Regions from separate parts of the Homo sapiens genome. Here region 1 is linked to region 2. Evidence: read pairs that join two places in POLR2A ChIA-PET (ENCODE). Cell type or tissue: GM12878. All regions are shown on one strand.

What was found. ChIA-PET counts read pairs that join two places held together with the same protein. Peaks named below come from ENCODE experiments on the same cell type or tissue, not always from the same donor. Only the 100,000 strongest peaks of a DNase experiment are listed, where the experiment ranks them.
Region 1: POLR2A ChIA-PET joins it to region 2 with 5 read pairs; 3 of 35 experiments call an interaction of 5 or more read pairs at or near these places.

The regions. Positions count from the first base shown.
Region 1 is chr2:63,147,548-63,150,047 of GRCh38, reverse strand. The region is part of intron 17 of WDPCP (WD repeat containing planar cell polarity effector); the gene reads left to right. Among named protein-coding and RNA genes, the nearest start is that of OTX1, 98 kb to the right of the region's middle. In GM12878, no CTCF peak of the experiment used is centred here; no DNase peak of the experiment used is centred here.
Region 2 is chr2:62,735,902-62,738,401 of GRCh38, reverse strand. All of the region lies in intron 2 of EHBP1 (EH domain binding protein 1), which reads right to left. Among named protein-coding and RNA genes, the nearest start is that of EHBP1, 31 kb to the right of the region's middle. In GM12878, no CTCF peak of the experiment used is centred here; a DNase peak (open chromatin) is centred at 1,011; H3K27ac peaks cover 692 bases.

The DNA.
Region 1 (2,500 bases), 410 kb before region 2:
TTTTCCCATATGAGGCAAGTTCCATAAATAAAATCTTTTTTTTTTAAGAGAAAGAGTCTCACTCTGTCACCCAGGCTGGAGTGCAGTTGCATGAATACAGCTCACTGTAACCTCAAACTCCTGGGCATAAGCAGTCATCCCACCTCAGCCCTCTGAGTAGCTAGAATTATAGGTGCATGCCACCATGCCTAGCTAATTTTGGGCTTTTTGTAGAGACAGGGTCTTGCTATATTGTTGGTCTCAAACTCATTTAACAACTTGTTTAGTTTTACTTCTTTCTGAACTTTATATAAGTGGAAACATAGTGCATTCTTCTTGTTACTTACTTTTTTCACTAAATATTATTTTTGAATATAGCCATGCTGACATATGTAGATGTAGGTATGTTCATTTTCACTGCCTATAGTATTTCACCGACTGAATACAATTTATTCATCCACTACTCAGTTTATTCATTCTTCTGTTAGTGGACATTTATGTTGATTCTAGCTTTTTCTATTACAAACAGGGCAACTATATATTCCTAGGGTATATACTTAGGAGTGAAATTTCTGGTCACAGGCAATACACATCTTTAATTTTAATAAATAATTCCAAATATTTCCTAGAGTAGTTTTGCCAATTTATATTTCCACTAAACAAGTATAAGAGTTTCCATTTCTCCACATCTTGCTAATACTTAAACACTCAGGTTTTTAAATGTTTGCCATCCCTAGTAGCTGTGTAGTGGTTTCTCATTGAGGTTTTAATTTGTATTTGCCTGATTAATAATGAGGTTGAACATCTTTTCATATGTTTCTTGTCATCTTGTTTCTTCTTCCTTGAAATGCCTATTCCTATGTTTTACTCATTTTTCCACTGAGTTCTTTGCCTTTTTCTCACTGATTTGTAGTAGTCTTTATATATTTTAGAAACTAATCCTTTGTCAGTGTTACAAATAACTCCTCCCAAGTTGTTGCTTATCTTTTTCCTGTCTTTGTGGTTGACGAAAAAAATTTTTGACTATATTAAAGACAAGAATGCACCATTATACCTTTATGGTATGCTTTTATATCTTGTTTAAGATGTCCTTCCTTATTTCCAATCTCATACAGATAATCTCCTTTTATTAAAGTTTTTACCTTTCACATTTGTCTTTAATCCATTGGGGTTTGGGATGTGTGTGTGTGTGTGTGTGTGTGTGTGTTGGCTCCTGTGTCCTTTTAACCCTATTAGTCTTTGGCAGCAGCTTAACTTTTATGGCATGAGATGTCCCAGACTCATCTTGTAAATTCCTTGTAAATTCCCTGTCTTACACCTAGAATCTACTATTTCTCCATTTCTTCTGTTTTCTCTGGGTTAATCTTGGCTTTTAGACTTTTTTAGTGGACAGAAAAGAAAATACTTTTTTTTTTTTTCTCAGCCAGGAGTAGTGGTTCACACCTGTAATCCCAGCACTTTGGGTAGTGGGTGGATCACGTGAGGCCAGAAATTCAAGACCAGCCTGGTGAACATGGTGAAACCCTGTCTCTACTAAAACAAAAACAAAAACAAAAACAAATATTAGCTGGCGTGGTGGTACACGCCTGTAATCCCAGCTACTCGGGAGACTGAGACACAAGAATCGTTTCAACCCAGGAGGCAGAGGTTGCAGTGAGGAAAGGTCATGCCACCGCACTCCAGCCTGGGCGACAGAATGAGACTCTGTCTCAAAAGGAAAAATGAAAAACTTTTTTTTTCTTGATACAGTGTCTCATTCTGTCACCCAGACTGGAGTGCAGTGGTGTGATCACAGCTCACTGCAGCCTTAACCTCCCAAGCTCAAGCCATCCTCCCACCTCAGCCTCCTGAGTTGCTGGGACATTTTTATCAACTCTCAGGAATCAGCAACAGAAAGACATTAATTGGTATCTCCAGTCCAGGCTTCATCCCAGGCTTCAAACTGATAATACCTACAAGCCAATGTTAAAATAACTGTTCCTTCTAGGAAGTTCCATACCATCTTGTACTTTTCCTATCACCATAAATATCACTTTTTATTATAACTCTGGTTTAATTATCTCCTTCACTAGGCTGTAAGTTTTTTTTTTTTTTTTTTTTTGAGACAGAGTCTTACTCTGTCACCCAGACTGCAGTGCAGTGGCACGATCTTGGCTCACTGCAACCTCTGCCTCCGGGTTCAAGCACTTCCCCTGCCTCAGCCTCCCAAGTAGCTGAGATAACAGGCACGTGCCACCACTCCCAGCTAATGTTTGCATTTTTAGTACAGATGAGGTTTCACCATGTTACCCAGGTTGGTCTCGAACTACTGAGCTCAAGTGATCTGCCCACCTTGGCCCCCCAAAGTGCTGGGATTACAGGCATAAGCCACCGCACCCAGCCTATTAGGCTGTAACTTTCTAAAAGGCAGTATCTGTATCCATTTTGCTCAACATCTTACTGTTAGCAACAGACATGGAATTCTATCGTGAATGTTTTTAAAATAACGTAGGCAAAAATGCATGGATAAAGAAGTCTTTGA
Region 2 (2,500 bases):
GACAAAACAAAATTAGTAATTATTAACACAAGGAAATTTTTAAAAAATGTTAATGTGATAATACTATAGGGCTCAGCTGCTAACTATGTTTACTAAGTCACAATGAATTCTGACCTAACTCTGATAGACCTGACTGGGAAGTGAGGGAATAGGAAAAGAGAAGGGTAAGTATGCTTCAGGGAGGATATGATAGGAGGGCTAAATCCTCACCTACCAAATCAACAAGCTAGGAGATACAGTCTACAATCAAAATAGTAAAAGAACAGTTGAAAGTATGTTGCTGAACAATAAAATACCACTTCATACCCATTAGGAAGGCTACTAAAAAAAAGACAAAGGCCAGGCACAGTGGCTCGTGCCTATAATCCCAACAACTTGAGAGGGCAAGGCAGGAAGATCACTTGAAGCCATGAGTTCAAGACCAGCTTGGACAACATAGTGAGACCTTGTCTCTACAAAAAAATTAAAAAATTAGCCGGACATGATGGCATGACCCTGTAGTCCTAGCTACTTGGGAGGCTAAGAGGGAAGAATCATTTAAGCCCAGGAGTTTAAGGTTACAGTGGGCTATGATCACACCACTGCACTCTAGCCTGGCTGACAAAGCAAGACCCTGCCTCTAAAAAAAAACTCTTTTTTTTTAAAGACAGACAATAACAAGGGCTGACAAGGATATGATGAAACTGGAACCCTCATACATTGCTGGTGGGACTGCTACGAAAAATAGTCTGGCAGTTCCTCAAAAGTTAAACACAGTCTTCCAGTTTGCCGCTCCATCCTAACAAGTAAAAAGCTGAACAAGCTGAAATATCAACAACTCTTCTTAGATCCATAACAGAAATGAGGTCGCAGGGCAAACCACTGCCCCCAAATTTAGAGAGATTAGCAGGTGAATACAAAGAATCACAACTTACCAGAGCTGAAACCTCTGTGGGAACCAGTACTTGGGTAGGGAAAGCTGAACTGTAATTGATCAACTACTGAAGGCTCAGTATGGACAAGTCTGAGAGATAAAAACTCCAGGGGGACCCAGTCGCGGGGGAAAGGGGAAGCACATTTTTGGGAGTTTTACCTCCTGTAGCTTTACCACATTCTCACAGTGAACAACAGAGAAAAATCCCCTCATGATCCCAACAAGGAAAGGGGGAAATAAACCATTTTGAATTATCCCAGAGCATTCTTTTCTTAACGAGGCCTGACTCATTAAGACAAGAGAAACTGTTTAACTAGAACCTAGCCTGCTGGGGTTTTGTCAGAGCCTAACTGACCTGGGAAAAGGAAAATATCCAACTCCAGCCCATTCTAGCCATCCTGCCCCACCTAAGCGCTAAACAAAGCACTTCTACAGTTCACAGTCCAGAGGCACAGGCTCGCTAAAAGACTGAGACTTAATCATAGGACTATAGAATGTTCCCCCAAACCCAGTCCTTACTGAATCACTAAAGGCCTACTACAGCAGTTCCTTTTACCCAGTACATTACATCTGGCTATCAAGAAAAATATTACAAGGCATAATAAAAGGCAAAAAACAGAGTTTGAAGAGACAGAGCAAGCATCAAAACCACATTCAGATATGGCAGGGATACTGGAATACTTAGACCAGTAATTTAAACAGCTATAATTAATATACTAAGGGCTCTAATGGATAAAGTATATGGCATGCAAGAACAGATGGGCAAAGTAAGCAGAGAGATGGAAATACTAAGAAAGAACCAACCAAAATAAAACAAAATAAAATGCTAGAGATCAAAAACACTACGATGGAAATGAAGAATGATCTTGATAGGTTTATTGGTAGACTGTAAATAGCTGAGGAAGAAAAATCTCTGAGCTTGGGTATATCACAATAGAAATTTCCAAAATTAAAAATCAAAGAGGGGCTGGGCACAGTGGCTCATGCCTATAATCCCAGCGCTTTGCGAGGCCAAGGCAGGTGGATCACTTGAGGTCAGGAGTTCGAGACCAGCCTGGCCAACATGGCAAAACCCCATCTCTACTAAAAACACAAAAATTAGCCGGGTATGGTGGTGCACACCTCTAATCCCAGCTACTCAGGAGGCTGAGGCAGAATTCCTTGAACCCAGGAGGCAGAAGTTGCAGTGAGCCAAGAACGCACCACTGTACTCCAGCCTGGGCAACAGAACAAGACTCTGTCTCAAAAAAAAAAAAAAAAAAAAGGCAAAGAGAACAAAGACTGAAAAAAAAAACAGAATAGAATATCCAAAGACTGCGGAACAACTACAAAAGATGTCACTACACATAATAGAAATACCAGAAGCAGAGGAAAAAGAAAAGGGAACAGAAGAAATATTTGAAACAATAATGACTGAGAATTTCTCCAAATTAAAGTCAGACACCAAACCACAGATCTAGGAACCTCAGAGAACACCAAGCAGGATAAAGGCCAAAAAACCTACACTTAGGCATATCCATTTCAAACTACAGAAAATCAAAGATAAAAAAATCCTGAAAAAAGCCAGAGGAAATAAATACCTTACCT